Regions from separate parts of the Homo sapiens genome. Here all the other regions are linked to region 2. The links are chromatin contacts, found by Hi-C or POLR2A ChIA-PET in ENCODE. All regions are on one chromosome and are shown on one strand. Each heading gives the region's core, a stretch centred on a gene start or an enhancer-like site at or near the end of the contact. The rest is flanking DNA. Distances are from core to core; before and after follow the strand shown.

Region 1 (3,785 bases), core at 567-3,066, 170 kb after region 2:
ATCAGCTACTTGAAACCTCCCAGCAGGAAAACAAGAAATAAGGGACCATGAGGAAGAGATCCAGGTCTCCACATTTACTGTACAAGTAATAACATAAGCAAGAGACTTCCTAAGAGTGTTTTATAGTATTTTACATGGCAAGACTCTTACTCTCCAGTCTGTTAATCCTCACTTTCCCGCTTCTATTCATATGCTTTATATGTATTTATTTGTTGAGTTATATATTTTAGCTGAACTTGGAATGACAGTTATTTTTAAGAGGCTACCAACATGGGTCAGGAAGAACCTCAGAAACCTGGCTCACAGTTGCTCTGGCATAAAAAGCCTTGACCGCCAAAACCAACCAGGGAGTTGATGAGATCTAGGTTTCCAAAACACCACGAAAAGGCATCTTTTGCTTTCTCCCATCTGGCCATTAAAAAAAAAAATAGTTATTTACCAAAGAAGATTCTTTTTGTAATACAATCAATCACTTCCTCCTGTGTTTAGGGTTCAAATCTAGAAGTCCATATGTCAGTCTAGCTTAGAGCAAAATGTAGCTTTCTTCACCTTGGACTAGAACAACCTATGAGAGAAAGATGGTGCCCAATGGGCCAGCACACAGCTGCTTTCTAAATTGACAGCCCTGAGCTTCTCCATGGACAGTGTTCCAAAACTAACTGTGGCTGTTAGGATAAAGAGGGCAGTTTCTCAGCTTCAGTGCCTTTAAGGTTATTTCAACTTTCCACCTCTGTTAACTACGCTGCAGAAACTTTTGACACTGAACTCTCCTTAATATCCATAAGCCAGAGATGTTCATTAGAAAAATTTCTCACTCCTCATCAGACAGCTGAAGACCTGAGTCCTTTGTCTTCCCCTATTCTGGAGATCACATTGAAGGGATTTTTGGGCTACCTGAAAGTGTTTATGACAGACAGACTCTTGGATTCAGGCTTAGGACAAGCAAACCTTTCATATGAGTCCTTAAAAACAGACAGTGCTCTGTTTGTAACTTTGAACTCCATTCTAGTACAAACATGCTTGGCAACTAGTGCCGGAGGGTTAACCAGAGAGTTTTCTTCCTGGCAAATTGCTCTGCCGCCACCATGGGTATTAACACTCCAGGATCCCTGCAACTTTCCCTTCTTCCTCTATTCCTCATCCCCTGCCCTGAGATATTATCTGTGCCCAAGCTGCAGGGGTTGAGGTCACACATCTGGTGCCAAGGAGCTGTCAGTGCCTCCAGCAGTGGCACAGTTCATGGTTCACGGTTCTTCTCCTGGCCCCTCCCTTGGTCTGGCATGCTGACAGAAAATTGTTCTTTTTTTCATCATTTGTCTGTGACTCAGAGGCAGACCATGGGGCCAACAAATCCAGCCCATGATCACGCTTGAAGGCACAGGGATATCTAGAAGTCATCCCCCAAACTTCAGGGACTATTGTCAAACCTTCTTGGGATACAGACATATTTCTCAGATCTCCTTTGGAAAGATCTTAGACTTGCTTGACAGGGGTCCTTGGAGATGATCAAATCCATAACCCTCCTCTCATTTTAAAGTTTTCTTTATTGGATTCTTTATGGGAGACCAAGTTCCTTATTGGATTGCTTCCTGTGGACCAAGGATGATGTTTTCTAGGGACTTATTGAAACTTGAGAGTCGGAAGTGGTCTGAAGGATTGTTTGATTTAGTGGTCCTGTGAACTGACATTGCCTAATAGCTGTTGTAACATAAAGATTCTCAGGTCTCAGCCCCACCCCTTACCCAAACCCTTGGCTAATTCCACAGAGGCCTGTCTCACTCTGTCGCCCAGGCTGGAGTGCAGTGGCTCTCCAGGGTTTTCTGAAGCCACATTTGAAAACCACTTATATAACCCAACTTCCTCATTTTCCTAAGGCTCAGAGAACTTCGGTTATTTGCCAAAGGCCGCACAACAGTTAATGACAGGCCTAAGACTTCCACCCAGTTCCCAGCGTGCTCAACCAGTGATGGTCTTTGCATTTACTTTCTGAGCATTTAGCGTTCAGTAAAACCTCAATCATTTACTCTCTGCTAATAGAGATAATGTATTCTTAATGAATATATAATTCAATTTCCTTGAATGTATTATATAACCTATAAAATTTTAGGATCTTATTAGCAAGTTAAATGTCTCCTTTCTTAAATTAGGGCTGGTTTTTTTTTTTTGAAGAATTAAGGATTCTTCATTAATTCGCCTTCATGTTCTAAGAGTGATAAGAGACTTCACGGGAAACAAATCAGAAGCACAAGTGAGTGAAATTTTCTTTAGGACAACGAAAGAAATGGTCAATGAACTAACATATTTGTTAACTTCTACAGACAACACACACACACACACATACGTACATGCACACACACATACACACACACCCTCCCACTTCTGGCTCCAGAAATTACTTGTTACTTACTATGTGGGAAGGAATTCAAATGCTTTCACTGTTATGTCAGGTCAATCTGTTAAGTGTATTGTAAATTTTTGCCACATCAGTATCCCACTTTGATCACTAATGCCATTTGTATATTAGCTTGTAATACACACTGATCATAAAGCAATAAAACTGCATTTTGCTAAACTTTAAAAATGAAGGCTTTTGCCCAATGACACTGACATCCTCACGCCACCACCTCCCCGCCCCCATTATTCAGAATAAGTGGAGTGTGGAGCATTGGGTTTTCCCTTTCTGGGGAGGAACAAATGAATGAGTAACTAGTGAGGGCATCTTAGGGAGTTCCCCCGCCCACAGACTATGAGGCATCTTGATTTGAAAGGAATACACAATATTGCTGCTGCACCCACACCACACGCACACAAAAACACTTTTAAAGTTGACTTCTTACATAAAAGCCAGCAGTACTCCCTGCTAGAATCTGAAGAAAAGAATATTATTATTACTATTATTATTTTACTGGCAAGGCCTTTCAGGGGGTTATGCTTCATTCAATTGAGCCTAATTGATAAAGCTAACACATGTTTACAGGTAATAAAAATGAAGTACTATCTACATGGAAACAAATCAGGGAGCAGAGGAACCAGTCATTATTCATTCTTTAAACTGTAAAAACTAAAATGTTCTCTAAGCATTATCAAGTCCTAAACAAAAATATAATTTCACAAAGCAAAGACATTCATTTTATCGTTCAATAAATTATTTTAAGAGCAGAAAGCACTGACTTTAGCTTTACTGGTATATTTATTTGTTATCTCTGTTCTTAAAAATGGAATATTTCCAGGGACAAAAAGTATAAGTAATACGTGATTAATATGGTTTCATATATTTTAAAAATATCTGACATTTAAAACAATATCTTAATACCGAATATTCTTAATGAAAAGTTCTGTTTTTTTTGAAAAGTCCTCCATACATACATGTCAATTCACAAAAATGCAAATTCTAAAAATTACTCAAAATGCATTGTCTTTTCGCTTCCTGATACTATATTTTGCAGTGCATGGTGGCAAAGGCAATAAGGTTTTTGGTAATACCTTGTTACACAGATTATTTATAGTCATCCCAAAACATACATAACACAGAGTCTTAAATTTTAAAACCATATCAGATACTAAAATATACAACTTATCCTTCCAGGTCTTTCCTAAAAGGTATACATACACTTCCGAAGTAGTATAAAAAAAAGAGGTCATTTCAAATCTGATAACGCACTGTGAATTAGTGAATTATCTTAACAACACTGTCCTAATTAAGACCAATAAGAAAGCCATCCATCCAATATTCCACGAGACAGCCAGGCTTCCCGTTGTGTAATTATTCACCTCATAGTGGTCCA
Region 2 (4,352 bases), core at 1,061-3,560:
TCCAGAGTTTCCATCCCAGACTGTCTGACAGTCTACAATATGGCTTCCACTTACCTTCCCAACTGTTATCTCCCACTTTTCCCCATCACAGGCATACGGGTGGCCCCTTGTTCCAGAACGTACTCTTCACTTTCCAGAATCTGCGTCTCTGGTCTCAATGGCCCTCGCACGCCTCCCCGCAATCCCTGTTGCAAACTAAAATCCCATTCCCAAATCACCTTCTCTGTGGAAATTGGCCTGATCTTCCCAATCAGAAGTGATCACTTCTATCTTTAACCCTCTGAAGCGTGTTTTTACTTTTATATACAGTTTATCACCTTCTGTCTTATGCCATACTTATTTGTATACTTCTCCTAGTTCCTTTTCAGATCATAGGATTTTTGAAAATCAAATATGGCTTCTGTCTTCTGCATCACCTAGCAACTTGTTCCTCAAAGTGTCTTCCTGGGACCAGCAGCATCTCAGGCCCTATCTCAGACCGACAGGATCAGAACCTGCATTTTAACAATATTCCCAGGGGATTCCGACCCACTTGATCAAGCTCACAGCAGCCACTCATCTCATACTTGACTGGTTGAACTGACTAGGAAAACAAAGTAGGAGAAACCAAACATAACTTACATAACTCATTCAAAGATCATTGTGAGTGACTAATGCTTTACCTATATAAAACTAGGGCCAGGCACAGTGGCTTATACCTAGCACTGTGGGAGGCAGAGGTGGGAGAATCACTTGAGTCCAGGAGTTCAAGACCAACCAGAGGAGCACAGTGAAACCCCATCTCTACCAAAAATACAAAAATTAGCTGGGCATGGTGGCACACACCTGTAGTCCCAAGCTACTTGGGAGGCTAAGGTGGGAGGACTGCTTGAACCCCAGGAGGTTGAGGCTGCAATGAGCTGTGAGTGCACCACTGCACTCCAGCCTGGGTGACAGAGTGAGGCCCTGTCTCATAAATAAATAAATAAATAGAAATAAAAATACAGTAAAGGTATACAGAAAGCAGAAGGTTAATTTTACCAACCTTCTGAGGGAGGAAGACAAATGTCACCTTGGCCAACCAAATAGATCTGGGAAGATTTTGTCTTTTTATAAAGCTTGTCTATTTAAGGGTGGGAAGTCAGCAGAAAAACTGCTTGCCAATAGTACACTTCTCCCACTTTAATGAAATCGGTTGGCTGTGAAAATATGTGCATCAAAGTTTTAAAGAGTTTTCTGTCACATCCAGTAGACTTATAATACAGATTGCTACAGATGGAAGATTTATCCTCACTTGATGTAGCAACAGCACTACGTTCTTTGAACTGTAACAAAGCTTTTGATTTTTTTTTTCCCACGTGGTAGATGAATCTTAGTAAGAAAATACAGACTTGATATGACACATACTCAACTACTGTAAAGTGGGTGCTTAATTTAGTTAGGGAGAGGAAGGGGTGGAAGCTGGGGAAAGTCCTGCTTAGAGGGCACCTCACTAGCCACTAGAGGGCATTAACATGTGAATAAAATCATCCTGATTTCCAGGATTCAAACAGCAGACACCATGCATGGGAATTAATGGGGCTCTGCTTCACTCTTCCTTTCCCTTTATAAATGTCCAGAGAGCTAACAACTGCAAAGATGTGGAAGTATATCTAAACTCTTTTTATGTTTTAACACAATAGACATTTAAGGGAATAAACTTGAGCCATGCTAGCTCCAGGACTAGGATTGACATATGTTTCCTTCAGGGTGCCCGATTTCCATTCTTCAGAAGTCCACAACCTTCTGAATAACAGAGGTCTTTTCTCCCTCAGAATCAACCTAGCAACAAGTCCGAAACCTCCAAAAACTTCTCATACCTGTAATCCTAGCACTTTGGGAAGCCAAAGTGAGAGGATTGCTTGAGCCCAGGAATTCAAGACCAGCCATGTCTCCAAAACTTCCAAAAACTTCTCCAGCCTGCTTGCTAAAAATTCAAGTTGATAGTCCACCCATTGCAAAAGGATATTTCCTTCAGGAAGCAGGAGGAAGATAAGCGAGGCTGGGGAAGACTGAAGACAACAGTCCTCAGTTCTGAGGAGAATGAGCGGGAAGTGATTGATGGTCAGTCCCAGGCCACCGCCCTGCCTTAGTGGGTGTCTTTGCCACGAGGTGGCCTTCCAGGTAGCTTGGCTTCCTTCTGCACCTAAGCTTATAATGGCAAGACTAACCTTGCCTCTCCAGCCCCCATCTTTCTCCTCAAACGGTCCCTCTAATCTTTGTACATACTCATGGGTTCAATTACCAGGCAGGATGCCCTGAGGCAGCCAGGTGTTAGTTGGCAACAGAACACACAAAGGCCTCCCCGCCTCCATTCAGCGTCAGGGTGATAAAGATATCATTACCCTCAAAGCCAGCTCCTCAGAAGTTCTGCCACCACGGCAGATATGAAAGGCTTTACCACATAGTTTTCATACACAGTTCTTCTTCCTCAGAAAGCACCATTTGTTTGAGTATCCGTAAATAACTCCTACAGAAGACACAATTTGCTCTAATGTTTTGGAGCTATGGAATTTATTATGATCACAGAACCAGGAAATAGCTGAATGTGAAAACAGGAACATCTCAAATCACCCCTCAGCTCTAAGAAGAGTAACGCATTTCAAATTAAAAGCAAAGTCATTGCTGTGTTTACTGTTCTCTCTCAATGAGGGGCCTGCACTCCCAGGACAGTGTCAGCATACTTAGCTTTTCAAATACTAAATAAAAACAACAGCATCTCCAAGTTCTAAGCATTTATAAAAGGTATTCTCTTTTAAAGATAAAGACAAGTTTAGAAGGCAGGCCCCTTTTTTTGTCGCAATCGGTTAAAAAGTGAAGAGAAATAGAATGGGCTGAACAAAATATATAGCAGGCTCTGTGGTCTGCTTTTTCTAAAAGTTCTGCCCACAGATTTTCAGACACCAACAGCAACAAACAGTCATTCCCTCCCTCCTGCAAGTGAGGGTGACAGCCAATGCCAGGAGCTACAGCAACAGAAGAATGTACTTTAAAAGAGAGACAGGAGAATGGCTTAGACCCTCTACCTGCCATCACCATCACCTCCTAACCAGAAATGACAACAAGCAGCACTTTCTAGGAATTTGTTAGTGGCTGTGATCATGTGTCCTTCTTGCACTCACGTTTCTCTTTTGACCAAATATTATTTAGTAAGATGTGGTTGAGTGGCCCCTGGGAATCACCATTGAAACAGAAGGCTTTCTAAGTAAAATATCTGTTCAGTATCTGTTCTTGCAGTGCAAAGCACATTTCAAAAGTTCAGCCAACGGCTAGGAAAATGTTTGGGGCACGCAGAATCCCTTCTACGCCAACAGAACTAATCTCATGTATGCATTTTTCAGCTCCTGAGTTGAGAAGACATATTAAAAACCCAGCAACATGTTTATCTTCATTAAACAGCAAATGTCCTTTCAAACAATATACAACAGGGCAGAGATCACTGTTTGTGCTAATGGAAAGTGATCAAAAGCCCCAAGATTCTTTGGTTAGCTGACTCTGAAGCCTGCTCGTGCTTGAGTTTCTACACAAAGTACATCAAAAGAATATAGATATCACTGGAGATTCTAAATGTTTAAAGTCTCTAGGACTAGCAAGAAAATATGCTTGAAACTATAGGAAATGGGGAACAGAACATTACTGTTGACTTCCACCTTTTCCCTGTAACACAATACATTACAATCTATAAATAGCTTAGGCTGTCTGTTTAAATATGCACCTCCCCCGGAAAAGATAGAGGCTTCCGATCATCTTGCTATTTGCAAGGAATCTTACTCACAAATCAATCTAACAGGCCACGGTGATATTATGGGGATGTAAAAGGGACTGAAATGATCAAGAGCGTCACGTGTCTTCCAAGCCAAGTGGGGTCCTATGCCTTGCTGGTTTGAAGAAGTGGGAGAAACTTCATCAAGAGCAGCAACTCAGGTGTCTGTCCACCAGAGTAAGCAGGAGGTTCTGACCAGCAAGGGTAGCCTAGGGCATGGGAGGGAGGGAGACAGTGACTTTAAAGCTTTCCTGTTCTGTCACACTTCCTGCACCTCTGCCCAGAGGTGGCTGCTCCACAGACCCAAGCAGAAAGCAGACAAGAAAGGCAAGATGTCAGGAATTCTCTTCTCTCCCAGTAGCATCTTTCCTGTTCTAGCCTAAATGCAGGGGAAAAAGATTTGGGGCTGAGGCACCTCTGAATCCCAGGGAGCTCAGGAGCTCACTCTGATTCCTTGGAGCTGAAGAGTTGCTGTGTGCAAGCTGCACACAGCCGTAGCGTCTCTCATTAGACTCTCTTCTACCACTAGAGCCAGGCAGCTATGAAGAGTGACATGACCAGCCAGCCCCAG
Region 3 (4,148 bases), core at 1,233-3,732, 220 kb after region 2:
CAAAGTAGCCAAAGGCAGACTTCAAAAGGAGCTTTCCTGTGGGGTGAGCGGTAAATGAATAACGGCTGGACTGAGAGAGCAAAGAGAAAATGAGTCATGGATATTGTGTTAAATATATAAGCGTTCGCTGGCTTTCTTTGAAATGTTTTCTCATCTAAACTTGGGAGCTGCTGGCTTTGTATTTACTCACCCTGAAACTGCATCTGGGACTCCGGAGTCAAGCTCTGAATAACATTCAAAGCCTGTATTCTTTCGTTCGAATTTTAGGCATTGCAACTTGTCATACCTATGTCTTTTACAGCAATGCAACTTAAATGAGGCAATAACTGAAATGGCTTAACCAGGGAGATGTGGTTTAGCACCATGTTGCAATCCAGCCATCCAACCCTCATGGAGGTCTCTGAGTTGGGGGAACCTACCAACAACTGGTTTACTGAGATCTCACAGCCCACACTATGATGCTTTGGGTGCCACTAACTAAAAGGTCCCTCTTTTTAATTATCTATTGCAACGGTTATATTTTTGTTCTATGGATTCTGGCCCTCCCACCTGATTCCTGACACAGAGAAAATGGCCCTCTGAACATCAGTCACGTAGGGTACTTAAGGACTAAGTGCTTAGCAGTCTGTTTGGCACACAGTAGGTGCTCAATAAATGTTGATTACCTTTCTTCCTTTTTCCCCAAATGAATGAAAAACCTCTCATCTCAGAGATGGCAACAGATTAAAAAAAGAAACTTCAAAAATTGGCCAAGCGCGATGGCGCACGCCTGTAATCCCAGCAATTTGGGAGGCTGAGGCAGGCAGATCACTTGAGGTCAGGAGTTCAAGACCAGCCTGACCAACACGGTGAAACCCAATCTCTACTAAAAATACAAAAATTAGTCGGGCATGGTGGTGCACGCCTGTACAGCTACTCAGGAGGCTGGGGCAGGAGAATCACCTGAACCCGGGAGATGGACATTACAGTGACGTGAGATTGTGCCATTGCACCCCAGCCTGGGCAACAGAGTGAGTGAGGCTCCGTCCCAAAATAAATAAATTAATAAATGGAAATGAACAATAACTTGGAATTTCCTTTATAAAATTAGATGTCTGCATATTAAATGAAGTTTGTTACTGCTTGATTACAATTTAAATTCAAGATTATCACTAAAAATCCCTTTATAGGTAGAAGTTAGGGAAAAAGATGTGTGAACGCAAAGCTTTCTGGAGTTAAAGGGTAAAACAGTATGTATATATATATATATATATAAATGTATTTATACATATATAATGTAATATAAAATATTTATGTACAATAATATATTTCTTAATTCTACAAAATACAGAAAGAATATTATAAGAAAATGTCCCACCTTCCTTAGGAACCATGTGTACCAAGACTTTTTAGGAATAGCACCCTGCCTGAAGATTGTATTCTTGCCCACTGTTCTTTCCTAACAAAATTTCCCTTCAAGTTCTCCTTTCGTTGTGAACTTCAGTTATTGCCTTTCCACTGGCTAAACACAACCACACATATCTTTCAAAAGCTAATTGAAGCATAAAGAAGTTAAACATGATTTATTCCAGGTCAAATTTCAAGTCAGTGGAAAAGCCATAAATACAGACCTTCCTCTTGCTGAGTGTTCTGGGTGCCGGGCCATGCTGCAGGGTGAAATTTTGACTTTTGATTGGTGTTTTCAAAATTCCTTTGTGTATTTAAAAGTAGCTCATATTGACAAGATAGAAGGAAGAAGCTTGGACAAATGTCATTAACGTTGCACAATTTCACATTCCTGGACCTATCACAGGTGCCACTGGTTATTAACATATGCATGTAAAACTCCCTGAAAGACACTGTATAACTGGCTCAAATGCCTACAAATGGAAGGAGGTTTAGTAGCCTAAAATATACTCTATTTTTCCCTTTAAGTGCAACTGAATCACAATCCACGAGAAGCAGTTTGTGCAAAAAAAAAATGCTCTGCATGTAAGAGCTACACTAAACTGCACTAGACCCCGTTCTAAGATAAGACCCGTATTAACAGAGCCAGGGAAGAATGAAAAGAAGATTCTGGGAGTGCAAGATGCATTCAGGGGAAAAAAACATCACAAGCACTGAGCTGCAATGAGAAATGAGGGCATCAGAGTCGTCATAAAAAAAAATCACAAGCATGTGCAGATTAGACAGATAACGAGAGAGGCTTTTTTTTTCTTTTCTTTTTTTTTTTTTTTTTTTTTTTTTTTTTAATAAAAACGGAGGTCATTCCTCTTGCTTTCAGGAGCTTGAAAAATAAACCAGAGCGACCAAGGGCTGCAAGGCTTTGACCTTCTGGTGAAGACAGCCTTTAGCAGGAGGAACCTAATCCCAGGAAGTTGTCTGTACTTTGCTTTCTGCTACCACACTAGAAGATTACTTGATCAAACAAATGGGCATTTTTCCCCATGATATCTCTGTATCATGAAAAAGTACATTTGTCATTTAATTTTTATCTAATTGTATTGCCGTTTCCTTCTCCGCCTCTTTCTCCCACCTACCCCCACCCCTCCTACACTGGCATTCTCTGTGGTCAAAGAATCTGTTTCAGTATTAGTGTTCAATATAGCAAATGTCAAGTAAACACTCTACACATTTCCTGTGCTATTTAAAGCACCCTAAGCAATTATTTGCTCTAAAGTATTAAACTGTAAATTTTCTTAGCTGGTGCCAATTCCTATAGTAATAGCTGTCACAGAAAAGTACTTTAGAGTACTCAAACACGGCTTTTAAACCGGCAACACTCATGCTACATTTGCCAAGACTTTTCTAGTTGTCATATTTTTATAGCATGTTTTTGAGACAATGGACTAACTGCAACAAAGTGTCATATGTAGCTCTTTTTTCATATTTGAAGCTTTATAGGCACACTGTAGTCTTTCAACATAATTTTTCTCCAAGCAAAAAGATGAGATAGAACATAAAAATAGGCAGACGCACATGGTCACACTTCAATCTCATCGTTATACTGCTTGGTGTTACAGGCCAGAATCATGACCATTGGAAAATATCACTCCGGCCGGGTGTGGTGGCTCACGCCTGTAATCCCAGCACTTTAGGAGGCCGAGGCAGGTGGATCACTTGAGGTCAGGAGTTTGAGACCAGCCTGGCCAACATGGTGAAACCCCGTCTCTACTGAAAATACAAAAATTAACCAGGCGTGCTAATGGGTGCCTGTAATTCCAGCTACTTTGGAGGCTGAGGCAGGAGAATTGCTTGAACTCAGGAGGCAGAGGTTGCAATAAGCCGAGATGGCACCACTCCACTCAAGTCTGGGTAACAGAGTGAGACTCCATCTCACACACACACAAAAAAAAATCACTCCATTTGATAAAGCTCCAAATCATAATAGCTGATAAAAGAGTCCCCCAACACTAGTTCTATAAAGGGTGCACACTGTATTTACACATACAAATGCATGCAGCACTTGAAAAATATTAAGCAACCAAAACATACATATGTAAATATGTGCAAAGACTAATATACTTCTACATGTATGCCCTTATTAAGTACTTTTATGTTTGACTAGATGTGCTTCTTTTGAAATCTTTTTAGCTTCATTACATGTTTTTGTAATTTCATGGAAGTAAATTAAAAGTAACATAGTTCTAAATCCTAAACAGCTAAGACTGCATTAAATTGCCACCTCCATCTACAGAATTGTATGGCCCTTGAAAAACTTCCATGGATGAGTGCAATTTGCAACCAAAACCAAAAGCCTCTTTACCTATTTTTTAAATGTAGTGAATTATTCAAACATATTTTCCAACCGATGAAAGAATTCTCTTATTCCTGCCATGCCGGGACCCATTCTGAGTTTTACACCCACCATACCAGGTATTACTACTTGCTGAAAGCCTGCATTAAAGCATTAAGGGACAACAACAAGGTTACATTATCTTAACATATTCCACTTAATGGTTTTTGATTGTGTTATGAAGTGCCCTCACATTGGTTCCCAAAAATGTTTGCTATTTTAAGAGCCACACTATTAAGAACCACAAGTCAGCCAGGCACGGCAGCTCATGTCTGTAATCCCAACACTTTGGGAGGCCGAGGCGGGAGGATGGCTTGAGGCCAAGAGTTCGAGACAAGCTTTGGCAACATAGCAAGACCCTGTCTCTACAAAA

The links. A loop is a pair of places that touch in the nucleus more often than their neighbours do. ChIA-PET counts read pairs that join two places held with the same protein, here RNA polymerase II (POLR2A). Pooled maps may share reads with other maps.
Region 1: a pooled map shows a loop between it and region 2 (3-fold over the local background). The contact joins two enhancer-like sites. A Hi-C loop is called at or near these places in 1 of 168 maps with a recorded cell type or tissue (sigmoid colon), 15 of 37 single-sample maps with no recorded cell type and 14 of 50 pooled maps. POLR2A ChIA-PET finds 5 or more read pairs at or near these places in 5 of 52 experiments (CD4-positive, alpha-beta memory T cell, GM12878, MCF 10A and 2 more).
Region 3: a loop to region 2 is called in a map with no recorded cell type, with 4 times the contacts of the local background. The contact joins two enhancer-like sites. A Hi-C loop is called at or near these places in 2 of 37 single-sample maps with no recorded cell type and 8 of 50 pooled maps. POLR2A ChIA-PET finds 5 or more read pairs at or near these places in 5 of 52 experiments (GM12878, HCT116, WTC11 and 2 more).

The regions. Positions count from the first base shown.
Region 1 is chr6:16,682,700-16,686,484 of GRCh38, forward strand. The region is part of intron 2 of ATXN1 (ataxin 1); the gene reads right to left. Among named protein-coding and RNA genes, the nearest start is that of ATXN1-AS1, 77 kb to the right of the region's middle. Within about 2 kb of position 1,817, at least 15 of the 41 ENCODE cell types and tissues checked have a DNase peak (open chromatin) inside an H3K27ac peak, as active enhancers do.
Region 2 is chr6:16,509,786-16,514,137 of GRCh38, forward strand. The region is part of intron 5 of ATXN1 (ataxin 1); the gene reads right to left. Among named protein-coding and RNA genes, the nearest start is that of ATXN1-AS1, 250 kb to the right of the region's middle. Within about 2 kb of position 2,311, at least 7 of the 41 ENCODE cell types and tissues checked have a DNase peak (open chromatin) inside an H3K27ac peak, as active enhancers do.
Region 3 is chr6:16,729,254-16,733,401 of GRCh38, forward strand. The region is part of intron 2 of ATXN1 (ataxin 1); the gene reads right to left. Among named protein-coding and RNA genes, the nearest start is that of ATXN1-AS1, 30 kb to the right of the region's middle. Within about 2 kb of position 2,483, at least 3 of the 41 ENCODE cell types and tissues checked have a DNase peak (open chromatin) inside an H3K27ac peak, as active enhancers do.